3 separate regions of the Homo sapiens genome follow, and all the other regions are linked to region 3. Evidence: chromatin loops called from intact Hi-C (ENCODE). Cell type or tissue: HCT116. All regions are shown on one strand. Each heading gives the region's core, and the rest is flanking DNA. Links, peaks and the distances in the headings are about the cores only. Region 1 overlaps CEP131 (centrosomal protein 131). Region 2 holds the start of TEPSIN-AS1 (TEPSIN antisense RNA 1). Region 3 holds the start of LOC124904080 (a long non-coding RNA gene).

Region 1 (10,288 bases), core at 535-8,534, 58 kb before region 3:
GAATTCTTGCCTTTTTTTTTTTGAGATGGAGTCTTGCTCTGTCACCAGGCTGGAGTGCGGTGGCATGATCTCGGCTCACTGCAACCTCTGACTCCCTGGTTCAAGCGATTCTCCAGCCTCAGCCTCCCGAGTAGCTGAGATTATAAGCACGTGCCACCACGCCACCACGCCCGAGTAATTTTTGTATTTTTTTCGTAGAGACAGGGTTTCACCATGTTGGCCGGGATGGTCTCGATCTCCTGACCTCATGATCCACCCGCCTTGGCCTCCCAAAGTGCTGGGATTATAGGCGTGAGCCACTGCACCCAGCTCAATTCTTGCTTTTTAATTTATTTTTAAGTTAGAGGCAGGTTCTCATCTGTCACCCTGACTGGAGTCCACGATCATAGCTCACTGCAGCCTCTACCTCCTGGGCTCAAGAGATCCTCCCCCTTCAGCCTTCGGAGCAGCTGGGACCACAGGTGCACAACACCACTCCTGGCTAATTTTTAAATTTGTTGTAGAGATGAAGTCTCGCTGTGTTGCCCAGGCTGGTCTCAAACTCCTGGGCTCGGGCAATCCTCCTTCCTTGACCTCCCCAAAAGCCCTGGGATTACAGGTTTGAGCCCCCACACCTGGTCCTAAAATTTACCTTAGTATTTATCAGTTATATGTTCATACACAGCCAAAATGTCAAACAGCACCATAGGCTTAAAATGTGCTGCCCCTCCTACCCTCCCCACCCCTGCCCCTCCTACCTCCCCTCCCGCTGCCCCTCCTACCCCCGCGCCGCCCCTCCTACCCCCCCACCCCTCCTACCCCCATCCCGCTGCCCCTCCTACCCCCCACCCACTGCCCCGCTGCCCCTCCTACCCCACTGCTGCCCCTCCTACCCACACTCTTGCCGCCCCTCCTACCCCTGGCGCCTGCCCCTGAGGAGCAGCATCTTTTCAAGCTATTTCTTCTGGTGTTTTTTTGTTTGTTTGTTTTTGTTTTTGAGACGAAGTCTCGCTCTGTCGCCCAAGCCAGAGTGCAGTGGTGTGATCTCGGCTCACCGCAACCTCCGCTTCCCGGGTTCCAGTGATTCTCTTGCCTCAGCCTCCTGGGTAGCTGGGACTACAGGCGTGTGCCACCACACTAGGCTAATTTTTGTATTTTTAGTAGAGACGGGGTTTCGCTATGTTGGCCAGACTGGTCTCGAACCCCTAACCTTGTGATCCACCCGCCTCAGCCTCCCAAAGTGCTAGGATTATAGGTGTGAGCCACTGCGCCCGGCCATTTAGTGTTTTATTGAAAACATTTATGAATACATGCCATGCTGCTCATTCCTGAACAGCTCAAAATCAGTCCTGGTAGGTTATTCACACCACCCAAATTGGCAGATGAGCCGCGCTCCAAGAACCAGCTGTTGAACGTTTGTGAGTGCAGGCTGGTGCCAGGTGCAGGCCAGGCTGGTGCTGGGCGTGGGCTGGTGCCTGGTGCGGTCCGGTGCAGGTGTGGTCCGGTGCAGGTGTGGTCCGGTGCAGGTGCAGGCTGGTGCAGGTGTGGTCCGGTGCAGGTGCAGGCTGGTGCAGGAGCAGGTTTCGTGCATTGCTCTGCTCTCTGCTTATCCTCATTCCCATCATGTTCTGTTGGTTTGATTTTGGGCCTCTGACATGTTGGTCTTTGCCCAGATGTCTTGGTGGTTCTTGTTAAAAGGGAGGCCCTAGGAGTTAGCTGGAAGCCTATTGCCTGGTGGCTTCACTTCGGGGCACTGGTGCAGAGAGCAAGGCATTGTTGAGTATCCCCACCTACCAGTGTCTGTGGGACCCTCCTCACAGGCTGAGTCTCTCCAGAGACAAACCCCCAGCCCGCCCCAGGGTTCGAGTCCTGGCTGCCCGGTTGCACTGCTGGGGAGGGGTGGCGGTGGCTGTCCTGGGTGAATCACCCATCTCTGCCCCACCTGCAGGGCCAGCTGGGGAGGGCAGGGTGGATGCTAGCGGCTCAAGTGAGGGAAGGGGCTTTGCCGAGCAGCCAGATTCTCCCCTTTGCCTCAAAGCCTGTCCATGCCTGTGGGAGAACAGTGTGTCTCCGTGGGGGCACGGGACCTGCCAGCTCCTCGCCCTCCCTCCCCACAATGCCTGGACCCTCCCTTGTGTCCCAGTTGCTCTCTGCTGGCCCTTCTGTTTCTAATCCTCCAGGTCTGCAGATGCCCCTTTCCTGCAGTCTCCCCATCCCTCCTGTCAGCCTCGGTATTGGTCCTGTCCTCCCGCCTTCCTGCGGGTCTGCGGAGGGGCAGAGGCAGAGAATGTGGCTTCCATCCGTCGTGTGGGATGGGGCTTCGCTTCTGTGAGTCTGCTCTGGAAGCTGATTGTGAGCTGCTGGCCTGAGCTGCTCCCCCCGTCTTGGGCACGTCCAGCGTTCATGCCTCGATTCTATCCCCTGCCCCGTGGGAGCCCCTGGTCCAGCTTTCCTGTCCTGGGAAGAACCCCATCATCAGGGCGCAGGCTGTGGAAGGGGCCTGGGGACACTGGACGACAATGCTGCCAGCACGTAGCAAGCACTGAAGGCCTTTGTTCCCTCCCAGCCCGTGCTGCGAGTGTAGCTCTGAGATCTCAGGCGTCCCCTCCAGAGGCCTGACCATTCCTGTCTCTCTTCCGGCCTGGCAGGAGCAACAAGGGAGCAGTGGGCAACTGCGTCACCACCATGGTGCACAACCGCTACACCCCCTCGGAGAGGGCGCCTCCGCTCAAGAGCTCCAACCAGACTGCCCCCTCCCTCAAGTAAGGTCTTCTGGGGAGGCCGCGGGGCTGCGGGGTCCGACCTCAGTTAGGGCATGTAGTCAGTGCACCTGGGGTCCGACCTCGGTCAGGGCACGCGGTCAGTTCACACAGGGTTCTACCTTGGTCAGGGCATGCGGTCAGTGTGCATGGGGTCCAACCTCGGTCAGGGCACGTGGTCAGTGCACGTAAAACCGCGTGGAGCAGCTGTGAACCGGGCTCCCCATCCACGTCCGCCGCCCTCTTCTGTTCTTGGGTCGGCAGCTTCCCACAGAGAGAAAACAGCCCAGATGTGGCACAGTGAGGTCTGGGGCTCACCCTGAGGTGGGGCCCCCAGGAGGAAGCCAAGGCTTGTGCAGAGCCCAGAAGGCGTCACAGCGGGGGTGGACCGAGCGGGGCAAAGGAGCCCCCGAGTCCACCACCACATGGTCTTGCGGGGATTGGGGATGGCCTTGGGGTTGCTCAGGGGTCCCTCAGGCTCTGGACTCCTGTGACTTTTGGGAACTTTCTCAATGGAATTTTTTTTTTTTTTGAAATGGAGTTTCATTCTTGTTGCCCAGGCTGGAGTGCAGTGGCATGATCTCGGCTTACTGCAACCTCTGCCTCCCAGGTTCAAGCGATTCTCCTGCCTCAGCCTCCCGTGTAGCTGGGAGTACAGGTGCCCGCCACCATGCCGAGCGAATTTTTTTGTGTTTTTAGTAGAAATGGGGTTTCACCATGTTGGCAAGGCTGGTCTCGAACTCGTGACCTCAGGTGATCCGCCCGCTTTGGCCTCCCAAAGTGCTGGGATTACAGGTGTGAGCCAGGGCACCCAGCCTCTCAATGTAACTTTAGTGAGAAGTTTTTAAATGCAAAGAGCTCATTATCCTGGGTACCAGTGAGTGGGACCTTGTCAGGGCACAGGTGGTCCAGAGGCCAGGATGTGGCACGGGAGAGCCGGCCTCGCACCTGCCGCTGTCCCCCTCTGCCCCGGCTGCCAGCCTGCCAGCACCACTTCCAGGCTCAGTCCTGGGACTTCCGGGAGTGGGCACCTGCTGCCTGTGGGCAGAGCTGTTCCCCTGGGCGGTGAGACGAGGGTGTTTTCTTCTTACCTGTCAGCAACATCATCAAGGCAGCCACCTGTGAGGGCAGTGAGAGCAGCGGCTTTGGGAAGCTGCCGAAGAATGTCTCCAGTGCCACCCACTCAGCCCGGAACAATACTGGGGGCAGCACGGGCTTGCCCAGGCGGAAGGAGGTGACGGAGGAGGAGGCTGAGAGGTGACCGATCTTGGGGCGGTGGGGGGGGGCCTGAGCCTAGAACACAGAGGTGGGCAGGCATCAGGGTCTGGGGGGCTCACACCTCCGAGGATAGAAATTTCCATTTAATAATTGTTTTAATTTAATTTTTTTTTTTTTTGAGACAGAGTCTCGCTCTGTCGCCCAGGCTGGAGTGCAGTGGCGCGATCTCTGCTCGCTGCAAGCTCTGCCTCCCGGGTTCACACCATTCTCCTGCCTCAGCCTCCCGAGTAGCTGGGACTACAGGTGCCCGCCACCACGCCTGGCTAATTTTTTGTATTTTTAGTAGAGACGGGGTTTCACCGTGTTAGCCAGGATGTTCTCGATCTCCTGACCTCGTGATCCGCCCGCCTCCGCCTCCCAAAGTGCTGGGATTACAGGCGTGAGCCACCACCCCCGGCCTGTTTTAAAATATTGAGACCGAGCAGACCCCATGTGGTGTGGTTCTATTTACATAAAACACCAAGCAAAGGCAAGTTTATCACAGGAGGTCGAAGGCTGGTGTAGGGGTGGCAGAGAGGGCTCCTCCAGGGGCAGTGGAACATTCCAGAACTGCACTGTGCTGATGGTCACACAACTCTAGATTTGCTAAAAATCATTGACTTGTACACTGAAAATGGGTAGATTTTATAGTATGGAAATTGTACCTCAGTAAAACTGTTAATTAAAACAACATTAAAGGCAAAGAAGATACAGAACTGAAAAAAGCCAACAACACCCAAAGCTCCAGGGGCTGTGGGCGGAGCCTCCTGTGATGATGACTGTTGGGGGCTGTGCCCCTGCCGCTTGCCCCTGGGGAGCTGGAGGGGCTGTGGGCGGAGCCTCCTGTGACCATGACAGTCGTTTCTTGTCAGGACAGTCGCGGGGGTACCTCCCTGCCTGGACTTTCGGAGCCTGCTCCTGGCGGAGCCGTCACCTACCCTACCGCCCAGTTAGGGCTAGGGAGACCAGGCCTGTAGACGCGGTGGGTGGCACGAGGGAAGGGGGACCAGAAGCCCGCAACCCCTTGAAGCCCCCCAGTTCTGCCCGGGGCAGACTGCTCCCGAGCTAGGGCTCACACGTTCTGGGTTCTCTGTTAGTGCCTTTGCTGAGAGAATCCACACATGGTCCCGAGAGCCAAGGTGAAGCATTTTTTTTTTTGCTTAATCAGTTTTACTTAGTATAATTTGTATACAATAGAAGGTGCCCATTGTAAGTGTGCAGTTCCATGAGATTCCACCAGGGTGTATAGTGCTGTCTGTGGACACAGCAGACCAAGATAAGGAAACGGCCCAGCACCACCAGGCTTCCCTCGAGCTCCTTCCCCGCCCAGATGCCAGCAGCCACCAGTCTGTTCCCTCATAGCCCTGCCTGTTCCGACCACCCTCTCTGTGGAGCCACGGCCTGTGGTCTGCACTGGCCTGAGTCCCGGGCCTGTTGCCTGTGGGTAGGGTCCCGCCATCCAGTATTCACGCTGTAGCCAGGTCATGGGCATTTGAACTCTTCCCACTTCCTGGCAATTGTAAATAAGGCCACACAGGCCTGCGTGGGTAGGCGTTTCCTCTCCCCTGGGCACCTTCCCAGGAAGAAGGTTTTGGGTTTTAGTGGAGCTGGTCCAGGCGGCTGGTCCTGCCATGTGAAAATGGTCCAGGTGGGCTGGTCCTGCCTTGTGAAAAGGGCTACTTGAGTGCAGCCGCCGGCTTCTCTCTTCCCCGGCTCGACCTTCCACCAGCAGCCAGCTGGGTCCTGCCGGGGCGCTGGTCCTGTCTTGGCCCTGAGTCCTGCTCTCCGGGCAGGTTTATCCACCAGGTGAACCAGGCCACTGTCACCATCCAGCGCTGGTACCGGCACCAGGTGCAGCGGCGCGGAGCAGGAGCTGCCCGCCTGGAGCACTTGCTTCAGGCCAAGCGGGAGGTCAGTGTGGGCGTCTCAGTCACTCCATGCTCCCCCGGGGGGTCTGGCCCAGAATCCCAGGGGTTTGAGTTTCTGGGACAGGTGGAATCAAAGCCTAGGATTGCTCGTGGGCCCCGTCTCTGGGTGCAGCATCCTTCTTGACCCTGGGTCCCCGCGGACAGTCAGGGTGGTCCTCACTGGCGGTCCTCAGGGCCTGGGTGTCAGGAAACGCCTGCTGGGTCCATCCCAGGCTGGAGAGTCTCAGGAGGACGTTCTGTGGGGGCAGAGCTGTCTCCCCCACGCCAGAACTGTTGGCCACCTGCGACGTAGGGCTCATCCTCTGTAGAGCAGAGAAATGGCAGGTTCAAGGTCCTGGTGGGGTTTCACTTTCCCTGCTGGCCCTGAGATTCCACGAACTCTAGGGGACTCCAGGGCGTTGTGGGGAAACCTCTGGTCTGGGTCTGGATTCCGTCTTCCAGATGTAAACGCCACATGGCACCGGCTTCTTTGGCAGGAGCAGCGGCAGCGGTCAGGCGAGGGGACCCTCTTGGACCTGCACCAGCAGAAAGAGGCAGCCAGGAGGAAGGCCCGGGAGGAGAAGGCACGCCAAGCCAGGCGAGCAGCCATTCAGGTGCTGACCGCGCAGGGACCACTGAGCAGCACCGTGGCCCAGGCCTGACCGTGCGGGGCTGCTGCTGGGGCTCCCTGGGCCCCGGGACACTTAGCCTCAGGGCAGCTTGGCTGTGGAGCCTGGGGTCGTCCTCTCCCAGGGACAGTGCTCAGCGATGCTCCCACTGCAGGAGCTGCAACAGAAACGAGCCCTGAGAGCCCAGAAGGCGAGCACTGCCGAGCGTGGGCCACCTGAGAATCCCAGGGAGACCAGAGTGCCAGGAATGCGGCAGCCTGCTCAGGAGCTGTCCCCCACACCAGGCGGCACTGCCCACCAGGCCCTCAAGGCCAACAATACTGGTGAGAGTGGCTCCACGCCCGCCCTGCTCTGGGGGGTGGACTGCAGCCAGGAAGGAAGTGCAGCCCTTGTGGACCTCCTCTCGGCCTCCTGTGCTGCTGCCCATGTTGGCGGCCCCAGTCCTCGGAGTTAGGGGCCTTGGCCCCCAGCTGACCTGACGAGGGTGCCGAGACCTTGACAATCAAATGGTCCTGGACGTAGGGATCCCTACAGAGTAGAAGGCCCGGAAGGGAGGGGTGGCACTCATCCTCCACAGCTCCACACCCAGAAGGCCGTGGCTCCCCAGCGGCTCCTCTGCTTCTGGGGTCGCCTCCGCCTCCCCCATGCCTGGCTCCTTCCCGGGGGTGCCTCCAGAGTTGCTGCCCGCCCCGGGATGCTCCCTGTGGAATGGTGCTGTGTTCTGCTGTGCAGGTGGTGGCCTCCCTGCTGCAGGCCCCGGAGACCGCTGCCTGCCCACCTCCGACTCATCCCCAGAACCACAGCAGCCTCCAGAGGACAGGACGCAGGTCTGAGCACAGCTGTCCTTCACTCCATCATGGTTTTTGGCTTTAAGGGCCATGTCTGTGCCAGGGGTGTCCTGAGCTGAGCTTCTCCCAGCCCCTCCTCTGCTCTAGGGGCCACTTAAGCTCAGAGAGGCCACCCAGGAGGTGTCTTCTTGCTCTGATGCATGGTGCTGGCTGCCTCTTGGGGAGCCTTTGCTGGGGTGGATCCAGTTGGGTTTTTGCAGATGTCCTGGGGTGGGGGGCCTTGCATCCTCATCCACAAAAGAGGAGCTTCCGGCTCTGAGGGGTGACCTGACAGCCAAGGCTCCCAGGCTGCTCAATGGTGGGGCCAGGTGGCTGCACTCCTGTTTTCCTGGAGTGGGGCACTGGGAGGAGTCCCCTGGTGGCTGGAGCTGCTCTGGGTTTGAGCAGCTGCAGAGACCGGGTGGGAAGGTCTGAGCCCTGGCCTCACCTTCCTGGGGCTGAATGTCGGGACTGGGGAGCTCCCGCGGCGCCTTTGGGGCTCTGCGGTTGGCCTCCTATGTGGGGGCTGCTCTCAGCTACCAGCAGCCTTGCTGCATCTGTCTCCCTGCTCTTTTGCAGGACGTTCTTGCCCAGGATGCAGCTGGGGACAACCTGGAGATGATGGCCCCGAGCAGGGGGAGCGCCAAGTCCAGGGGGCCACTGGAGGAGCTGCTGCACACACTGCAGCTGCTGGAGAAGGAGCCGGACGTGCTGCCCCGCCCCAGGACCCATCACAGGGGCAGATACGCCTGGGCCAGCGAGGTGACCACGGTGTGCGCCCGCCCTGCACAGTCTGTCCACCCACGCCATTCACACAGAGCATGCGGTGGCTGTGGGGGTTGGGAAAATGGGGATGCCACAGGCTCCTCCTGGCTTTAGTCACAACCCTCCCTCCCAGAGCCCAGCCTCAGCTGCCACCTCTGCCTTTGGGGAACCCAAGTCCTCAGGCTGCCCTGACAGCCCCCGATGCTGGGCTCCTGTCCCACAGGAGGATGACGCCAGCTCTCTGACAGCTGACAACTTGGAGAAATTTGGAAAACTCAGTGCGTTCCCCGAACCTCCTGAGGATGGGACGCTGCTATCGGAGGCCAAGCTACAAAGCATCATGAGCTTCTTGGACGAGATGGAGAAGTCTGGGCAGGACCAGCTGGACTCCCAGCAGGAGGTGGCCCCTCACCAGCCCGCACCCGGCCCCCAGTGGGAGGAGGCCCCTCACGAGCCTGCACCTGGCCCTCGGGGGAGGAGGCCCCTCACCAGCCCGCACCTGGCCCCCAGGGGGAGGAGGTCTCTCGCCAGCCCCCACCCGGCCCCCAGCAGGAGGTGGTCCCTCACCATGTACCCACCTAGTTATGCAGCACCCCCCACGGGTCTCTCAGGGTGGAGGTGGCAGGGCCCGCATTCCCCATACTGCCCCCACCTACCCGCTGCCCCGAGCTGCCTCCACGAGCCCATATGTGTGGATAGTTCAGCCCTCTGGAGCCCTGCTGTCCTCTGGGTTGGTTTGTCCTGGGTGAACACTAGCGGCCAGGCTAAATGGAGCAGTGACGTGAACTTTATTGTCACAGGGCAGGAAGCTGGGCAGCATAGAACTTTTTAAATGGTTTGTTTTTTATTCCTGAGGCCACGGCCCCCATTTCCTGTACTGAGCAATGAAAACGACCTCTGCTGGGCCGCCTGCCACCTGCCCTCCGGCTTCCCACGGGCTCCCGTGTGCAGCAGCCCCTCTGTCCCCAGAGGGCAGGGCCGCAGGGGCATCGTGTCAGGTCCTTGGCTGCCCCCCGTCCTCTGCCGCTTCCGCCTGACGCTCGGCTGTGTCTGCAGGGGTGGGTGCCGGAGGCGGGGCCGGGGCCCCTGGAGCTGGGGTCCGAGGTGAGCACGTCTGTGATGCGGCTGAAGCTGGAGGTGGAGGAGAAGAAGCAGGCCATGCTGCTGCTGCAGAGAGCGCTGGTAACGCTGCTGGCACTGCTAATCCCGGGCCCTGCTAGCCTCCTACCTGCTGAGGCCAGGCCCACCGGTCCTAGCGCTTCCCTCCTCTGCCCACACCCTGCAGGCGCAGCAGCGAGACCTCACGGCCCGGCGGGTCAAGGAGACAGAGAAGGCGCTGAGCCGGCAGCTGCAGCGGCAGAGGGAGCACTACGAGGCCACCATCCAGCGGCACTTGGCCTTCATTGACCAGGTGAGCGGCCCGGGGAGCGCAGAGGCCCGGACCCAGCGCGTGGCTCATGGAGACTTCCAGAGCCAGGGGCTTCCCACTGCCAGGGAGCTTCTTCCTCTGTTGGGTGTCACACGGGTGTCCGCTGGACGCATTCCAAGCCTTTCCCATGCCATTCCCAGCCATGCATGCCCTGGAGAGGGCACTCCTGTCTTTATCCAGAGCCGCCCCGTGTGAGTGTAGTGGGGTGTCCTGCCGGCCCCTCAGCTCAGTCGCAGCCCCGGTTGGCTCCTGTTCTGAAGAGAAGAGACCTAGAGTTGGTCTGGGGTGTGTGAGAATAGGGGCCTCCAGGGCTGCTTGATAGTTGTCACAGGTGTGTCCTGACCTGGGGTCTGGCCTGGGGCCGGCAGTGAGGCTGGTGTGGTCCTGACACCCTTTGGCAGACAGTGAGCCTCCTCCAGGGCTGGGTGATGGCCTCGGCAGAGCTACCCTCATCCCAGGAAGACCCTGACATCACTGCAGGGGGTGGGCTGGGGCTTCTCTGACATTCGCCGGGTCCCCCAGCTGAGGACAGGACGGCGGATGCAGGCCTGGGCCCGTGTTTGCACACGTGCCCCCCCACTGGCCCCAGGGTCCATCCACAAACCTAGGAGGGGCAGCCCCAGGGGAGGGCTGCTGTTAGCCTCCCTCGGAGGCTGGGAGGGTCTCCTCCATCAGGGGTCCTGCTGGGCTGGGGCCTTGGTGTAGCACCTCACCTCCGGTCCCCAACACAGCTGAT
Region 2 (8,917 bases), core at 918-8,917, 86 kb before region 3:
TTTGTGGTTCATGGTCGTGCTGACCTTAGCCATTAGGCTGATGCCCTATGGATTTAGGCAGTTTTTGGTTAAGGTGAACTTTAGAATGAGGGGCTTGTCCAAGATGGTGATGCTCCTGCTCTGTCACAGAGCAGGGGCAGCGTGGGGTGGCAGGTGGGTGCCCTGGGCTCCTGCAGGGAAGATGGCAGCCTCAGGGTGTCAGTTCATCCAGCCATTGACTCAGCTTGTGGCCGCCAGCCCTGGGCCCAGGGACAGCCAGGAGCATCGTCTCCGAATCACGGGACCAGCCTGCCAGGGTGGAGGTAGACGGCCGAGGGGCGTGAGTGGATTCGCCTGTGACAGAGGCTCTCGAGGGGTTCTCAGAGGCACAGCTCTCAGCCTGAGCCCTGAAAGGATGCCGCGGCCCCAGGTGTAGGCTTGGGGGGCCCTGGGGCCGGAAGATTTAAGGAAAGAAGCCCCAGTTCATCATGACAGGAACTCTCAGAGCAGGGGAGCTCGAGGCGGCTGAGACTGGGGTTGGGTGGGGCTAGGTGGAGCTTTCAGGCTGTGATAAGAACGCTGGTTTCTCCCTCCAGGCCCCGGAAGCCTCTGAGGGGTCCCTGGTGCACCTGGGGCAGGGAGAGTGGGCTTCGGGGAGGCCACACCCGCTCAGGCACCAGGGGTTGCCGACCCTGGGGGAGACGAGGTGGTTGCTGTGGAGAGAGTCTCGCCTCTGTGGGGCATGGGTGAGGGGGAGCTGAGGGTCTGCTCAGGTGTGGCCTCTGCAGGGTCCTGGAGGAGGGCATCCCATTGGCTGTGACAGAAGGGCCTTGGTGGCAGGAACTTGCCACCCTGGAGTGGGCCCAGGGCACCGTGCTCCACAGGGAGCAGCGGTGCCAGGCTCAGCCCTGCCCCCGACTTGCCTTTTCTGTTCTGCAGCTTTTGCAGGGCCCCCAGATCCTCTGCACGGGAACAGCTTGTACCAGAAGGTTCGCGCGGCCGCGCAGGTGAGCCCAGGAGCAGTGTCGCTCTGCGGGGTGCCCCTCCTCCTGTAGAGGGGTGGGATTGGGGCCAGGATGTCAGCTGGGGGGTTTGCAGTTCTCCCATCCGGGACCCCTGCCTCTGCTCCTTGCTGGTGGACACAGAGCCTGTGTCCAGCTGAGTGGCTCAGGAGAAGTGTCCGGGGGACAGAACGGAGCTGATATGGGTGGCAGGGTGAGTACAGCAGGCCCTGGTGTGAGGACACTGAGGGCCTTCGCCTCCCCCTGTAGGACTTGGGGAGCACCCTGTTCTCGGACACCGTGTTGCCGCTGGCTCCCTCCCAGCCTCTGGGGACCCCGCCTGCCACAGGTAGGTGACTGAGGGGACCGTGTCCAGCTCTGGCACCTGGTTTCTGCCTCCTTGAGTGTCCTGGGTGTCTGTGCCATCCGTGGGCAGGGCCGAGGGTGGGGGCCGGCTTGCTGCTAACGGAGGACCCTCTGCAGGCATGGGCTCCCAGGCCAGGCCGCACAGCACCCTCCAGGGTTTCGGCTACAGCAAGGAACACGGCCGCACGGGTGAGTGGGGAGGGCCTGCATGGGCTCTGGCATCTCAGGGTGTGGGGATGAGGAGGTGGTGGGGGCCGGACCATGCCGCCCCATCTAGTAGCTGCTGTCCCCCGTCCCCTCCCCTACATGGCCTCAACCCTTCCTGGGGCTGTCCCCACTGTCTCTCTCTGGCTGCTGACGTGGGGGTGGGGCAGGTGTGGCCAGGGCTGCTTTATGGACAGATGAGAGAAACCAGGCCGAGCAAGAAGTCAGGGCTGGGCCCCGTGGCAGGGGTGAGTCCCACTCTGAGAGGGGCCGAGGGCTGTGCCCCTGGCTGTGGTGCAGGTGACTCAGGCAGTCCCGTGTGGAGCTGTTATGAGGTGGGGCAGTACCAGTGGACAACTGCTCACCAGCGCCAGGAGAGCCACAGGTGGCACCACTGCCTGCGGCTGGGACCCAGCCCCCAGCCCAGCTGTGCCCTGCTGCCGGGCCCTGGGCGGTGTGTAGCTGCTCACCGTTAGGCTGTGTCACGCCGTCCTGCGCACAGCCTGGGGCTCCTGCCGACACTTTGGTGTCGGGGCAGCTTCTACAGGGAACTCACACAGGAAAGGCCGGCCCCTCCCCGAGCCCTGGACACACCCTCCCTGAGCCAAGGCCAAGCCCAAGCCCCTTAGGACACCTTCACCCCCAGAGGACAGAGGGACGGAGGCATAACTCTGCAGTGAGCTTTGGTGTCCAGGCCCACTGGGAGTGGGAATGCCAAAGCGGAGTCCACTGGGAGCTTCCAGAGGGCCTGGGGCCCACCAGGAGGCCTCCCTACCTGCAGCATGTACCCCGACCTCTCCAAGCTTGAGCAGGGAGCCGATGCGGGCACCCTGCTCCCAGAGAACGCGGGTGGGGGCCGCACTGGGCGGCCGTCCCATCTCCCTCTCCTCGGGTACAGGCTCGGCAGGCGAAGCCTTCCTCTCCACCATCCAGAAGGCCGCAGAGGTGGTGGCCAGCGCCATGCGCCCCGGGCCCGAGAGTCCCAGTACCCGGAGGCTCCTGCCGCGGGGTGACACCTACCAGCCTGCCATGATGCCTTCAGCCAGCCACGGTCCCCCAACCCTGGGGAACCTACTCCCCGGGGCCATTCCAGGTCCCCGAGGTATCGAGGCGAGGGCTCCTCCCCTTGGGGTCTGGGTCACTCCTTCCTGTCACCGCTGGGGCTTTGCGGCCACGGAGGCAAATCCCAGGGCCTCCCACACAGCAGGAGGGGTGGGACCCGCGGCGGAAGCACATGCCCATGGGGCTGGTGTTTGCTGAAGCTGGAGCCAAGGTGGCCACCCATCCTCAGCTCAGGACTCAGCCCCCGAGGCCTCCTGGTCCAGGGCCCCGGGAGGTGGGCATGGGGCTGGCCTGAAGCCCCAGGGATCTCACCGGCTGTCCTGTTTCCTCCAGCTGTGAGGCATCAGCCTGGGCAGGCCGGAGGGGGCTGGGATGAGCTGGACAGCGGCCCCAGCTCTCAGAATTCCTCCCAGAACAGCGACCTGAGCAGGGTCTCGGACTCGGGCAGTCATTCCGGCAGCGACAGCCATTCAGGGGCCAGCCGGGAGCCGGGTGACCTGGCAGAAAGGTGAGCGGGAGCTGCCAGATATGTGGGAGAGGTCTCGGAGGCACCACACTGTCCCCCTCCCAGCGCGGCTCCTGCTCTCCAGGTTCTCCCCCATGCGAGACAGGAGTGGGGGCATGGCCTCCACTCACCCTTGACCCGGCCATTCCCCCTGGCAGGGTCGAGGTGGTGGCCCTGAGTGACTGTCAGCAGGAGTTGAGCTTGGTGAGGACTGTGACTCGGGGACCACGCGCCTTCCTGAGCCGCGAGGAGGCACAGCACTTCATCAAAGCGTGAGTGCGCCCGGACCCGCCCTGCTCTGCCTCAGCCCCAACCGTGGGCGAGGGAGGAGGGAACGGGCCGCACCCGCCACCCAGGTGTCCCCTCTGTGCAGGTGTGGACTGCTCAACTGTGAGGCCGTGCTGCAGCTGCTGACCTGCCACCTGCGTGGGACCAGTGAATGCACGCAGCTGGTGAGCTGCACACGCGGGCGGGAGGGCGTGACTGTGTGCATGTGCCTGTGTGCGTGTGTGTGCGTGTGCGTGTGTGTGCACGTGTGCCTGTGTGCACACCTGTGTGTGAACATTCCTCTGTGTGGCTGTGCGTGCGCACATGCCTGTGTGTGTGCGTGTGGGTGTGTATGCCTGTGTATGTATGCCTGTGTGTGTACACACTCGTGCATGTGTGCGGTGTGTACACACTTGTGCACGTGTGTGGTATGCACACATCTGTGTGTGTGTGTACATGACTGCATGTGTGTGGTTGTGTATGTATGTGCCTGTGTGTGTGTGCATGCACATGAAAGTGTGGACACGTGTGTGCGTGTGTCGGGGGGCGTGCGGAGGAATGAAGGTAAGGCAATCGGGGCAGCAGGTCACGTGCTTCTCGCTGGGGTCTGTCCAGGAGCCGGGGAGGACATGGCTCTGGTGTCCGGGAGCTGGGGTGTAAGGCGGTGAAGACAGGGCTCTGGTGTCTGGGAGCGGGGGTGTAAGGTGGTGAGGACAGGGCTGTGGTGTCTGGGATCCGGGGTGTAAGGCGGTGAGGACAGGGCTGTGGTGGAGCTGTCTCTGGGGCCTCCTGGCACTCCAGTCATTGATGAGGAGGAAGAAGAGGGAGAGAGATGGCCAAATAGGCCTCCCTGGCGTGGACCTGCTGCCCCATGGGTGCTGATGTCCCCTCCCTTCACCCGCAGAGGGCGCTGTGTGCCATCGCCTCCCTGGGGAGCAGCGACCTCCTCCCCCAGGAGCACATCCTCCTCCGCACCCGGCCGTGGCTGCAGGAGCTCAGCATGGGCAGCCCGGGACCTGTGACCAACAAGGCCACCAAGGTGGGCAGCTGCGGAGGCCACACGCACACCGGGGTCCAAGGGTACAGTGGGAGATACGCTGCAGTCCACGGCCACCCCGTCCCTGCCCGGCGCCTGGTCAGCCCTTCCCGGACCCCCTCTCAAGTCCCTGTCCCGCTGGCAGAGGGAGCAGCAGCAAGTCAGGGTCCTCACCTCCCCATTGCCTTCCCGCCTTCCACCCAAACTCTGCAGCACTCACAGTACACTGGCCTCTACCTATTCCTGGAAGCCCCCAGACTCCGCTGCCTTAATGTTCCTGCCCTTGTGTCTTGGCCTCACACTTACCTCTTCCAGGAAGCCCTCCCTGACTGCACATGCAGTTTGCCACCCATGACACAGCTCATGCTCAACTCCCAAGCTCCGGAGGGCAGAAATGGTTCCATTCATCTCTGTGCACTTGAACACTCTGAACTGCCTGGCGGCCACTGGAATCACACGGGGAGGCCTCTCCCGGCCGCCAGGCCCTGGCACCTTCCCTCTGCCTGTGGGCATTCCCAGCTTCTTTCTTCCTGTTTTCTCCCTGGCTGCTGGAAACACAGGTCCTCAGTCACCCATCCCCAAGTCATCCTTAACTGTCATTGGCCATCTGCTAGCTCACCTTTCAGTCAGAGCGACGAGTGAGCCTGGGGTTCGCACCACCGCAGGCGAACCTCATAGTGGGGTTTCTAAAACGGGCATGCTGGAAGAACCCTGCGTCCAACAGTTGGAAATGCCCAGATGTGCCAGGCCACGTGTTCACTCCCTCCGGCAGTGCCTGGCGGGTTATGACGGGGAGGGTGTCCATTTGTCTAGTAGTGAGTAAAGGAGCAAGATTCGAGGTGTGTATGTGACACCTGCCCCGTGTCGCCAGCACCAGCCCAGCAGCTGCTCTCGGTGGGATGACAACTGGGTGCACTGCCCCAGCCCCTCCCAGCAGCCGGTGTCCTGCCCAGAGGTGGCCCTGCCCTCTGGGTGGAGGGACTGAGGAGGTCCTAGGGAGAAGCGGGCCCTGGTCCCCACATTTCCCAGGGTTGCATAGGAACCTCCCTGGTTCCTCCTTCCTCTTTCAGATCCTGAGGCACTTTGAGGCCTCCTGTGGGCAGCTGTCCCCTGCCCGGGGCACCTCAGCTGAGCCTGGCCCCACAGCCGCCCTCCCAGGCCCATCTGACCTGCTGACCGACGCTGTGCCTCTCCCTGGGAGCCAGGTCTTCCTGCAGCCTCTGAGTTCAACCCCGGTCTCGTCCCGGAGCCCTGCTCCCTCATCTGGGATGCCGTCCAGCCCTGTGCCCACCCCACCCCCAGATGCCTCCCCCATTCCAGCCCCCGGAGACCCCAGCGAGGCCGAGGCCAGACTGGCAGAAAGCAGGCGGTGGAGACCTGAACGGATCCCAGGGGGCACGGACAGCCCAAAGAGAGGCCCCAGCAGCTGTGCGTGGAGCCGCGACTCCTTGTTTGCTGGCATGGAGCTGGTGGCCTGTCCCCGCCTGGTGGGGGCTGGGGCTGCTGCGGGAGAGTCCTGTCCTGATGCTCCCCGCGCCCCCCAAACATCGTCCCAGAGGACAGCAGCCAAAGAGCCTCCTGGCTCAGAGCCGTCAGCTTTCGCGTTCCTGAACGCCTGACCCGATGGCCTGGCCCTGGAGTCTTCAGCTTCAGCTGCTGTCTGGGGCGGTCTGTGCTTCCTGAGCAGCCTCAACCGTAGCTGCTACAGTCTCCAGGCAGCTTGACTTGAGAGGACGACCCTAGGGCTACCTCAGTTTCCCCCATCTCCTCTGCCAGAGGCTCTGGCTATTTGGACTTGAATCCCTACGAGGGATGGCAGGTGGCAGGGCTTCAGAAATGTCGATCTCAGGGCTCTCAGGGGGCAGTCCCTGCCTGTCTTGCTCTCAGACATGAGGTTTCTTGTATGAATGCGGAAGCGACTACCAGGTTCCTTATTTCATTTTGATCTCAGCTCCCTCCTTCCCCAGGAGGTCATGAGCAGCAACAAGCCACTGCTCCCCCGTCCCATCGGGGTGGGCTAGGTGCTGAGGCTGGGTTTGGTGCATGTGGGTTGAGGGTGTCTTGTCCGGGCTGCCTTGTGCTGTCTGGCCTGAGGCCATTTCAAGTCTCAGATCCCTACGTGATCCTTCCCTGGCTCTCACCTGCTCCTTTAGGCTGTAATTGCTTCCTACACACGAAGCCTCTGATTGGAGCCTCTGGTCCATCTCAGAAAAACCTTCCAAGAGCGCTGGGGTTTATGCTTTCTGAATAAACACTACTGTTTACATGAACCTGGGCCGCTTATTTTTCTTTTTTTGTGTATGTGCATTTTAATGAAAATACCATCAATAAGGGGCACACACAGAGGACTGCTTTCCTCAAAGGAGGGACAGGCGGTGTTCCTGAAACGTTTGGTAGAACTTCCCACTGGCACTGTCCTTGCAGTTCACCTTCTTAATGGCAAGGTTTTAAACTATGAAATTCAGTTTCTTCAATAAATAATAGACTATTTGGGTTATCTATTTCTAATTTCAGCAGTTTGTGTCTTCAGGGGATTGGTCCATTTTATATCAGTTGCTGAATTTGTGATTCCGTTTTTTGTAGTAGTCCTTTATTCTTCCGTTCATGCCTGTGGGGCTGTAGTCACACTATCACACTCTTCCTGTCATGCCTGTGGGGCTGTAGTCACACTATCACTCTTCCTGTCATGCCTGTGGGGCTGTAGTCACACTATCACTCTTCCTGTCATGCCTGTGGGGCTGTAGTCACACTATCACACTCTTCCTTTCATGCCTAATATTGGTCACTTGTTTTCCCTTTTTCTTGGTCAGACAGTTTATTAATGTTATTAGTTACTTCAAAGAACAAACTTTGGTGTTTTTTTTTTGTACTTCACTAATTTCTGTTTTTCAGTTTCCTAGTTCACTAATTTCTGTTCTTTATTATTTCCTTTCTTCTGCTTTGGGCTTATTTTTATTTTTTCAGTTTCTTTTTTTTTTTTTTTTTTTTTTTTTGAGACAGAGTCTCACTCTGTCACCCAGGCTGGAGTGCAGTGGCGCAATCTGGGCTCAGTGCAACCTCTGCCTCCCGGGTTCAAGCGATTCCCCTGCCTCAGCCTCCCGAGTAGCTGGGATTGATTACAGGCTCATGCCACCATGCCCGGCTAATGTTTTGTATTTTGGTAGAGATTGGGTTTCACCATGTTAGCCAGGATGGTCTCGATCTCCTGACCTTGTGATCCACCCTCCTCGGCCTCCCAAAGCACTGGGATTACAAACATGAGCCACAGCGCCCAGCCTTTTTCAGTTTCTTAAGGTGGAAGCTTAGATTATTTATCATGTCCTTTATTTTCTAATGTGAGCCTTGTAATGCTATAAACATTCCTGTGAACACTGCTTTGGCTGCATCCTATGAATTTTGGTACATTTAAATTGTTATTCAGCTCAAAATATTTTCAAATTTATCTTGAGACTTCCGTTTTGTCCAATGGGTTATTTTAAAGCATATTGTGTTATGATTTAATTCTGATATAGTCAGAGAACATATTTTATATGATTTCTGTTATATTGTTTAAAGATTTCAAGCCTAGGCAACATAGCAAGACCCCGTTTCTACAAAAAAAAAAAAAAAAAAAATTTAAATTAGCCAGGCATGGTCGCAGCTACCCAGGTGGCTGAGGCGGGAGGATTGCTTGAACTCCAGAGGTCAAGGCTGCAGTGAGCCATGATTGTGCCACTGCACTCTAGCTCTGTCACCTAGTGCAGTGGTGCAATCACAGCTCACTGCAGTCTCAACCTCCTGAGTTCAAGCAGTCCTAAGCAATCCTCATGCCTCAGTCACCACACATGGCCTTTTTTTTCTTTGGTAGAGATGGAGCTCTTGCTATGTTGCCCACGCTGGTCTCCAACTCCTGGCCTCATGCAATTCTCCCACCTCAATCTCCCAAAGTATTAGGATGACAGGCATGAGCTGCTGTGCCTGGCCTCACACTTTTGTTAAGGATTTCAAACTTTTGTTAAAGTTTGTTTTATGGCCAAGAATATAGTTTATCTTGGTGGATGTTCCATGTACACTTGGTCTAGAAAACTAGAGATCAATATCCTTCTGGAATATAGATGCAAAATTCCTCAAGAAAACAACAAAATGAATCCAGTAATATATAAAAAGTGTAATACATCACTATAAGTGGAATATATCCCAGGAATGCAAGGCTGTTTCAACCTATGAAAATCAGTGTAATTCAATCCATCATATTAACAGTAAAGAAAAATCACATGATCATTTTATGCAGAAAAAACAAGAAACAAATTCAACATTCACTCATGACCCAAAAACCCTCCCAAATTTGACAAATTAGAAATGTAAGAGATCTTTTGGGTGGCAAGGGGTTTCTGCAAAAACCCCTCAGCTGACATCATACTTAATGCTGAAGGACTGAATGCTTTTCCCCTATGATTGGAAAGAAGGCCATGGTGTGCATGCTAACCATTTCTGTTCAGCATTACACTGAAGCCCTGG
Region 3 (9,424 bases), core at 1,181-9,180:
TGAGCGTGAGTGGGAGCGTGTGCATTTGTGTGTGTGCATGTGTCTGAGAGCACGTGTGTGTGTGTGTGCAAGTGTGTGCCCGTGTGTCTGTATGCTCCTTCCCTCCCTTGCCCCAGGTGTGCCGCAGGCACCTCAGGGCGTTGGTGTCCCCTCCCACACTGTATCCAGTGCCTTCCATTGGGGGAACCCCCGGGGCTCATCCCCAGGTACCTCATCCCGGAGCCATGTGTGGCTTCAAGTCCAGCCGGTCGTTCTAGAGGCTGGTACTGGTCCAGCGGACGTTCCCTGTGAGCTGGCCTGGGCTGTGGTCTTGAGCAGGAAGGGTCCCTGTGGACGGGGGTGGGCTCCTCCAAGGACCACATCAGGCGCTTTGCAAGATGCCGGGGGTGTTGGGACAGCATGTCAGGGTGGAGGAGCAAGTGGGAGGCTGAGCGTGGTGGGGGCAGCAGAGAGTGGACGGAGACCCCAGGGCAGGTGGCCATTCTGCGTCCAGCGCGGCTCTGTAAGGGCAGCAGTGATGGGATCAGGTTTGAGTGATAATCAAATACAATCATACATCGTCTGATTCTAAATGCAGTGCATGCTTGTTGTAGAAAACGTGCAAGTACAGGATGCAACCAGCTGGATTTCTACCTCCCAAGACAAACTCTTCACGCTTTGGGGTATTTTTTCCCAGCTTTCTTCTGTTCTTTTTTTTTTTTTTTTTTTTTTTTTGACAAAGTTGTGATCAGGATTTGTAAATAGTTATATGTCCTGCTTGTTTCTACCCTTACTGAGGGTAGAAGGAAGAGAACCAAACGGCGCATGGTGACCGTGTGTAATTTCACTAATTCTAACATCTGTATATGAGACGTCAAAGCTCATCAAATATGTATATGCACATCTGTCTATACACCAGGCCCTACAGTCACGATGACACGTTTCCCTCATGCCCTGGTCCTGGGAGTCCTGCACGTCCTGCTTCTTTTCCTTAGCATAACGTCATTGATATCTTCCCGTTTGTTTAAAACACCTTCTTTTCTTTGAGACAGGGTCTTGCTCCATCACCCAGGCTCGAGTGCAGTGGCATGACCTCAGCTCACTGCAACCTCCACACCTGGGCTTAAGCGATCCTCCGACCTCAGCCTCCGGAGTAGCTGGGACCACAGGTGTGTGCCACTATGCCTGGCTAATTTTATTTATTTATTTTTTAAATGGGGTTTCGCCATGCTGGCCAGGCTAGTCTCAAACTCTTAAGTTCAAGCAATCCGCCAGTCTTGGCATCCTGGGATTACAGATGTTAGCCACCTTACCAGGCCTAAAACATAGTCTTAAATTCACTTTTTATGGCTTATTTTGCAGATATACCATTGTTTTTATTTCATCATTCTTTCACTGTTGAACATTTAGGCTCTTTTTTACTTTTTTTTTTTTTTTTTGAGATGGAGTCTCGCTCTGTCACCCAGGCTGGAGTGCAGTGGTGAGATCTCAGCTCACTGCAACCTCTGCCTTCCGGGTTCAAGCGATTCTCCTGCCTCAGCCTCCCGAGTAGCTGGGACTACAGGTACCTGCCACCACGCCTGGCTAATTTTTGTATTTTTAGTAGAGACAAGGTTTCACCGTGTTAGCCAGGATGGTCTCGATCTCCCGACTTCGTGATCTGTCTGCCTCGGCCTCCCAGAGTGCTGAGATTACAGGCGGGAGCCACCAGGCCTGGCCTCTTTTTTGCTCTTATAAATACCACTGCAATGAACATCTTTGTGCAAATAGCTTTTTCCGTCTGCGGCGTTCACTTTCTCATTCCTTACTTTATTTTTATTCTGGATGCGTGTGCCCTCTAGGTTATTTTCTTAGTGTAAATTTCCAGACATGGAATTACTTGGCTGGAGAGAAGGCAGGTCCACAGGCTGTTCTGATTTAACATCCACCAAACGGCCTGGGCAGCCGGTTCTGATTTACTGGCTTCTACAAACTCCCGCTGTCTGGAAACTGGACATGTTATAATTTTGCATTTCTTTATGATCAAGGCTGAACATTTTCTCACGGATTGGGCAGTTTGGTTTTTTGTTGTTATTTGTTTTGAGACAGCGTCTTGCTCTGTCATCCAGGCTGGAGTGCAGTGGTGCGATCTGGGCGGCTCACTACAACCTCTACCTCTTGGGTTCAAGCCATTCTCCTGCCTCAGCCTCCCGAGTAGCTGGGACTACAGGCACCTGCCACCATGCCCGGCTAATTTTTGTATTTTTAGTAGAGACAAGGTTTCGCCATGTTGGCCAGGCTGGTCTCAAACTCCTGACCTCAAGTGATCCACCCACCTCGGCCTCCCAAAGTGCTGGGATTATAGGTGTGAGCCACCGTGCCCTGCCGGGTTGGGCAATTTGTATTTCCTCATTTGTGAGCTGACTTCACGTAGTTTGCTTGTTTGTGGTTTTTGTTTTTGGGACAGGGTCTCTCTCTGTCACCCAGGCTGCGGTCCAGTGGCTCAATCTTGGCTCACTGCAACCTCCGCCTCCTGGGCTCAAGTGATCCTCCCACCTCGGCCTCCTGAGTAGCTGGGACCACAGGTGTGCATCACCACGCCCAGCTAATTTTTTCTTTTTTTTTTTTTTTTAATATGGAGTCTCGCTCTCTTGCCTAGGCTGGAGTACAATGGTGTGATCTTGGCTCACTGCAACCTCCACCTCCTGAGTTCAAGTCATTCTCCTGCCTCAGCCTCCCAAGTAGCTGGGATTACAGGTGTCCGCCACCACGCCCGGCCAATTTTTGTATTTTTTTGTAGAGAAGAGATTTGGCCATGTTGCCCAGGCTGGTCTCGAACTCCTCACCTCGAGTGATCCGCCTGCCTCGGCCTCCCAAAGTGCTGGGATTGTGGGTGTGAGCCACCGCGCTCAGTCTTGTTTATGTTTGGGGTCTTAACGTATTTGTTATTTTTTACTGATTGTGTGCTCTGTGTAGTCATGACATCAGCTCTTCGACATATTTTCTGTAAATTGCTTTTTTCGGTTCGCTGTGTGCCTTTAATTTGAGGGCTTTTATCGAACACCCTTTTTTTTTTTTTTTTTTTTTGAGATGGAGTTTTGCTCTCGTTGCCAAGGCTGGAGTGCAATGGCACGATTTCCGCTCACTGCAACCTCCGCCTCCCAGGTTCAAGCAATTCTCCTGTCTCAGCCTCCCGAGTAGCTAGGATTACAGAAGCATGCCACCACGCCTGGCTAATTTGTGTATTTTTAGTAGAGACGGGGTTTCATCATATTGGTCAGGCTGGCCTCAAAGTCCTGACCTCAGGTGATCTGCCCACCTCAGCCTCCCAAAGTGCTGGGATTACAGGCGTGAGCCACTGTGCCCAGCCGGAACAGACATTTTTACGGAGCCAAAGCCTTCAATATTTTCTTTTGCGATCCCTTCCATTGCTTTTAGCTTACAAATCCTTCTCCATTCAGAAATCTAATATTTACCTATTTTCTTTTAAGATGCTGTAATCTATCTTAGAATCATTTAATCTGAAGTTATGCAGTCAGGCTATTTTTTTCTTTTTTCTTTTTCTTTTTCTTTTTTTTTTTTTTTTGATGGAGTCTCACTCTATCGATAGCCCAGGCAGGAGTACAGTGGCACAATCTTGACTCACTGCATTTTCCACCTTGGGAGTTCAAGCGATTTTCCCGCCTCAGCCTCCTGAGTAGCTGGGATTACAGGCACCTGCCACCACACCTGGCTAATTTGTGTGTTTTTAGTAGAGGCGGAGTTTCACCATGTTGGCCAGGATGGTCTCGAACTCCTGACCTCAAGTGATCCACTCACCTCGGCCTCCCAAAGTGTTGGGATTACAGGCGTGAGCCACCGCGCCCGGCCTGAAGTCAGGCTTTTCATGGAGTGTGGAATCCTCTGCGTGGCCAGGCCCAGATTTTGGTGGGTTTGTGCCCCAGCACTGTGAGGTTCTAATTATTGTAGCTTTTGACGCTGGAAGGGCAGATTTCCTGTCTGTGCTTTCTTTTTCCACGCTGTTAGCTTCTTTCACCCGGGAGCTTCATCTAAGGCAGTGTCTTTAATGGGCACCAGCACGCTGGACTTCGTAGCTTGTGATTCACAGGAGCGAGCTGGGCTCTCAGACTCTGCCACACTCTCCGGTGTGGATTTGATGAAGACAGAAGCTTTAGTAACAGTGAAGGCGAACTCCTCCCACGCTGGAAATGTGAATGGCCGGGGGTGCGGCACTGAGAGTGGGTGGGCGGCTCTCAAGGGAGCCCTGTGGGCTCCTGCGGGCCCCCTGCCCGGCCCCCTTGCCCCTCCATTGTCCCAGCTGCAGCGGCCCCGCCTGGGGGTGCCTCCAGGGGCCACTGTGTCCTCTCGGCCACCCACAGGCCTGCTCTTCCCTGATGATGTGGCCACCCTCTCCCCAGGGTCCTGGCTACCTTGCCCCAGGTGTGAACACCCGACCAGCACAGAGCGATGGGGAGGGCAGTGTGGGGCTGGGACAAGGGGCCTTGACCTTTACCCCCAGGCTCCTATCTGCAGCTTTGCTGATCCTGATCCATTTGTTTGTGTGATTTGGGGACATTTTGGGGGCATTTTTGGGAGGTGTGGGCCAGGCTGGGTCTGTGCAAGAGACGCTGGCTGTTGGTGCCACAAAAGGTGAAAGAGGCTGCCTCGGGGAGGGGAGTGAGCCCCAAGTTCCTGGAGGGGTGCACTTAGCCACTTAGCAGGAAGCTTCCTGAAGGGCCGAGCGGGGACAGGGGTGGGGGCAGAGAGCCACACCTTATGTGCTGGCCACCCTGGCCACCCGTCCCTGCAGGAAGGCAGCTTGGGTGGAGGAAGCATGCAGGGGCAACCCTGGGCACCGTGCTCACCCTGGGTGCACCTGCTGTTGTGGGGGGAATGGCTGGGAGCCTTGGAACCTCAGACTGAGCTAGCATGTGGGGGTCACGCCCGCACCCACGGGGCATGCATGCCAGGCACACCCGACGGGTGAGCAGAGCCTGGAGCCCCGGGCAGGCAGGGCCCAAGGTTCCAGAAGAGGCAGTGTGGGTGGAGAGAGTGGAGGCCTCGCCTTACCCCGTGGGGATCACACCCCATGGCCACCCACCGTGGGGCCCCTGGACTCCACACAGTCCTGGCCTCATCAGGGGTGGGGATTGCTAACTGTGGGGCGACGTGCTGAGGAGAGAGGCTGTGAAGCCAGAGGGGTCGAGGAGGCTGGAGGACCAGGTGTGGCCACGGGAGGCGGGGCTGCATGGCTGGGGGAATTGGGGCTGCGTGGACACGGGGGGTGGGGGCTGCATGGCTGGGGGAAGTGAGGCTGCGTGGACACGGGAGGCAGGGGCTGCGTGGACACAAGGGGTGGGGGCTGCATGGCCCCAGGCAGAGCTGGATGGGGTTGAGGGGAAGTGCATTTGGACCCAACACAGAAAACTTACTAGCTCTTGGCTTTGACCAGGGCCACCCTGTGCTGCAGTGAGCACCCGGTCCTAGGGACAGCCCTGTAGAAGCTGGGCCAGGTCAGGTGACGTGTCCTGGGACTCCAGGGTCCCGCACAGGCTGCCTGGGACCTGGGGCTGCTGCAGGCGGCTTCCGCCTGGGACGTGTGCACGTTGCGGGGGTGGGGGCTCATCGAGCCAGGTGTGGCCAAGGGCTTGGGCTGTGGGGCCACTCTCAGGCTCAGCCAGGCCACTCTCGGAACTCTCCCGTGGCCTTCGAGGGAAGGCCGTGTGCCGGCAACGCTGCGGACGGCAGCACCCCAAGCTGGGATCCCCCAGCTCTGTGCTGAGTAGGCGCCATCCTGGACCACGCCTGTGTTTTGAGCTCAGGCCACGCTGTGCCTGGAGCTGGCCTCCCTGTTCCTCTGTGTGTGGCCCAGAGTCCCAGGAGCCTCCTGTCCTTTCCACTGCGTGTGTAAAATGGCTGAGAGTGCCACCTGGTGGGCGTGAGGGTCACGCCGATGATGCGTCCACACCTCCGTGGATAGGGTGGTTACAAGTCAAGTGGACTTTGGGGGACGGGGACAGGGAGGCTGGCTGGCTGGGGCGGGGGTGGGGCTGGGTCCTTACTGCTCAGGGAGGCTCACAGGTGAGAAGCCACTCCCAGGAGGGTGGGACTGACTCAAAGCCGGCAGCCTGTTGTGGGGGTGTCTCCACCCCAAGCACCTCCTTCTCTTCCCTGCTCTTGGTCCCCTGCCAGCTCCCTGTGGCTGGCTCTGCCTCTTCCCACCCCAACCTCTCAGCAGAGCCAATGCTCCAGAGCTGGACAATGGCCAAATAGACATTAACTTTGAAACTGGAGGCCAAGGCGGGAGGATTGATTGAACCCAGGAGTTTGAGACCAGCCTGGACAACATAGTGAGACCTGTCTCTACAAAAAAATGTAAAAATTAGCGGGTGTGGTGGTGCAAGGCTGTGGTCTCAGCTACTTGGGAGGCTAAGGTGGGAGGATTATTTGAGCCCAGGAGTTTGAGGCTGCCATGAGCCGTGATTGCACCACTGCGCTCCAGCCTGGGTGACAGAGCAAGATTCTGTCTCAAAAAAAAAAAGAAAAGAAAAAAGAAAAAAAAGAGCGGGCCTGGTAGCTCATGCCTGTAATCCCAGCATTTTGGGAGGCCAAGGTGGGTGGATCACCTGAAGTCAGGAGTTTGAGACCAGCCTGGCTAACATAGTGAAACCCCATTTCTACTAAAAATACAAAAATTAGCCGAGGGTGATGGTGGCAGGTGCCTGTAATCCCAGCTACTTGGGGGGCTGAGGTGGGAGAATCACTTGAACTGGGGAGGTGGAGGTTGCAGTGAGCTGAGATCATGCCACTGCACTCTAGCCTGGGTGACAGAGTGAGACTCTATCAAGGAAGGAAGGAAGGAAGGAAAGGAAGGAAGGAAGGAAGGAAGGAAGGAAGGAAGGAGAGGGAGAAAGAGAGAGAAAAAAGAAAGAAAGAAAAAAAGTAAGTAACTGCTGGCACTAGAGGCCTCTAGGGTTAGCCTGGGCAGAGTCCTTGAAGCTGACCTGGACCTGCCCCCAGCGCGTCCAGCCACGTGTGCACAGCAGATGTACCCTCACCACCCCACCTTGGGACCAGCTGGTGCCAGGCCTGAGCCACTGCATCTGAGCATGTCTTTGAGGACTGATGGCGGCCCTCTGGGGACCTGCCCAGCCACCAAGCTTTCCATGGCACCCCCACCCTTGCTGGGCCTGTCTTGTGTCCCAGGAGGCACAGGGGTTGGGGGCAGACACCACAGAGGCTTTGCTGGGGAGCCCCTTGGAAGGGCTGTTGCATGAGTTTCCTGTGGCCACTGATTACAGATTTCATGGAGTCTATTATCGTAGGTTCTGGAAGTCAGAAATTGAAAGTCACTTACTTTCTTTTCTTTTGGGGGGGACAGAGTCTCTGTCGCCCAGACTGGAGTGCAGTGGCTCAATCTCAGCTCACCGCAACCTCCGTCTCCTGGGTTCCAGCAATTCTCCTGCCTCAGCCTCCCAGGTAGCTGGGATTACAGGCACACGCCACCATGCCCGGCTAGTTTTTTGTATTTTTAGTAGAGACGGGATTTCACCACGTTGGCCAGGCTGGTCTTGAACTCCTAACCTCAGGTGGTCCATCCATCTTGGCCTCCCAAGTGGTGGGATTACAGGTGTGAGCCACCGCGCCCGGCCGAAAGTCACTTTCATGGGCTATAGTCAATGTGGTGGAGGCTGGGCTCTGGGGAGAGTCCACCCCTGGCCTTTCCAGCCCCTTGCATCCACGGCTCCTAGCCCCCACGGCCCCACGGCTCACGGTCCCCATGGTCCCCACGGTCCCCACGGCTCATGGGCCCCACGGCTTACGGCCCCACAGTTCACAGTCCCCACGGCCCCACGGCTCACGGTCCCCACGGCTCACGGCCCCATGGTCCCACGGTCCCACGGCCCCACGGCCCCACGGCTCACAGCTCACGGTCCCCACGGCCCCACGGCTCACGGCCCCACAGCCCCACGGCTCACGGCCCCACGGTCTCCCGGCCCCACGGCTCACAGCCCCACGGTCTCACGGCCCCACGGTCTCACCGCCCCACAGCCCCACGGCTCACGGCCCCACGGTCTCCCGGCCCCACGGCTCACAGCCCCACGGTCTCACCGCCCCACAGCTCAACGGCCCCACGGCCCCATGGTCCCCACGGCCCCACGGTCCCCCGGCCCCACGGTCTCTGATTCTGCAGTCACTTCTCTCATCTCCAGTTCCTGCCTCCCTCATCCAAAGACCCTCGGGATGACCCTGGCTTGCCTGGCAATCCGGGCTAATGGCCCCGCCTCACGTCCTTACCTAAATCCCGCCTGCAAAGCTCCTTTTGCCATGCAAGGCACCCAGAGTCTCAAGTTTCGAGGATCGGGAGGTGGACAGCTCTGGGAGCCGTTGTTCTGCATACACCAGGTGCCCCCTTACCAAATCTGGGGCAATTTGAGAATCAAACTAAACAATTACAGTAACACATTACAGCTCATTGGAATGAAAAGGAGTGCCTAAGTGTGACGTAAATAAATGGGAATGATAGTGTCTTGAGCACTGATACGAAAAAAGCAAGTGGGGGTGAAGGCCCTGCCTTCCCTCACGGCAGAGTGCACACCAGGAGACGCAGCAGGAACAGTAGAAACAGTCACCAGCCAGGCCCGGTGGCACGTGCCTGTCACACCCATCATCCCAGCTACCCGGGAGGCTGGGCGGGGAGGACTGCTTGAGGCCAGGAGTTCCAGGCTGCAGTGAGCTGTGATCACCCCACTGCATTCCCATCTGGACAACACAGACCCCATCTCTAAAACAAAAAGAAATAGAGTCATCCTTTGGGGGTCCTGAGGGTGGCTGATTCAGGGCCAGTGGACAAGGCTGGTGGACAGAGGACTCATGGGCTGTGACAGTCCTGGTGCATTTTACCCACCATGGGTGAGGCCCTGGTTCCTTGTGTGGACAGTGGCCTAAGAAGCCACAGCCTGGACACGTGTGTGCATGCTGGTGTCACGGTGTATCCACTGCAGGCTCACATAGGCACCCTCCAGCCCAGTTGCAGAGGAGGCAGAACTGCCCCCATTCTCACCATGGCCAGGGGCACAGCCTCAGCAGCGCAGTGGAGGGCTGGGGCATCAGCAGGGGTCACCAGGGTTGGAGGGTGTGCTTTGAAGTGACCTTTCAGTGCAGCTACTTGGGCTCTCATAAGGCCTGCGGGAGGACCAGGGACCGCGGTATGGCCAGGCCAGGCTTGGAAGAGCCTGGGGGCCGCGCAGCATGTGTGGCAGCAGAGGGCCGGGCTTGGAAGAGCCTGGGGGACACCATGCAGCTTGTGTGGTAGCAGAGGGTTGAACAGTGGGATGCTGGTTTAAATGGGCTTTCAAGAAGTTTCAGAAACAAAGCCGTGTGCAACTTGTGTCTTCCTGGGCACGGGTTTCTGGGCTGAGGTCCCAGGTACCCCTTCTCGTATTTGGGAAGAGTGCGGCATTAA

What was found. Peaks named below come from ENCODE experiments on the same cell type or tissue, not always from the same donor. Only the 100,000 strongest peaks of a DNase experiment are listed, where the experiment ranks them.
Region 1: a loop joins it to region 3, with 7 times the contacts of the local background. A loop is called at or near these places in 58 of 110 quality-filtered maps.
Region 2: it touches region 3 in a loop (9-fold over the local background); 80 of 110 quality-filtered maps call a loop at or near these places.

The regions. Positions count from the first base shown.
Region 1 is chr17:81,195,947-81,206,234 of GRCh38, reverse strand. CEP131 (centrosomal protein 131) reads left to right here. Exons shown (of 26, transcript NM_014984.4): 6 at 2,628-2,741; 7 at 3,837-3,995; 8 at 5,789-5,906; 9 at 6,400-6,516; 10 at 6,686-6,854; 11 at 7,264-7,358; 12 at 7,938-8,120; 13 at 8,347-8,523; 14 at 9,180-9,305; 15 at 9,409-9,534; 16 at 10,284-10,288. Among named protein-coding and RNA genes, the nearest start is that of CEP131, 22 kb to the left of the region's middle. In HCT116, for the core only: a CTCF peak has its summit at 5,209; a DNase peak (open chromatin) is centred at 5,254.
Region 2 is chr17:81,226,050-81,234,966 of GRCh38, reverse strand. It overlaps TEPSIN (TEPSIN adaptor related protein complex 4 accessory protein), which reads left to right. Exons shown (of 13, transcript NM_001363764.2): 5 at 919-986; 6 at 1,251-1,329; 7 at 1,464-1,535; 8 at 2,449-2,652; 9 at 2,946-3,120; 10 at 3,276-3,389; 11 at 3,491-3,569; 12 at 4,289-4,423; 13 at 5,491-6,690. The coding sequence ends at 6,039. It overlaps TEPSIN-AS1 (TEPSIN antisense RNA 1), which reads right to left and starts at 6,260. Exons shown (of 4, transcript NR_135654.1): 1 at 5,590-6,260; 2 at 5,040-5,229; 3 at 4,727-4,965; 4 at 2,758-3,109. LOC124904081 (a long non-coding RNA gene) reads right to left here and starts at 1,509. Exons shown (of 2, transcript XR_007065940.1): 1 at 1,366-1,509; 2 at 1-1,028. In HCT116, for the core only: a CTCF peak has its summit at 4,302 (motif pointing right); no DNase peak of the experiment used is centred there.
Region 3 is chr17:81,139,355-81,148,778 of GRCh38, reverse strand. The region is part of intron 1 of AATK (apoptosis associated tyrosine kinase); the gene reads left to right. LOC124904080 (a long non-coding RNA gene) reads right to left here and starts at 1,849. Exons shown (of 2, transcript XR_007065939.1): 1 at 211-1,849. RefSeq lists an enhancer at 5,172-5,672 and a silencer at 5,939-5,988. In HCT116, for the core only: a CTCF peak has its summit at 5,904 (motif pointing left); a DNase peak (open chromatin) is centred at 5,908; H3K27ac peaks cover 966 bases.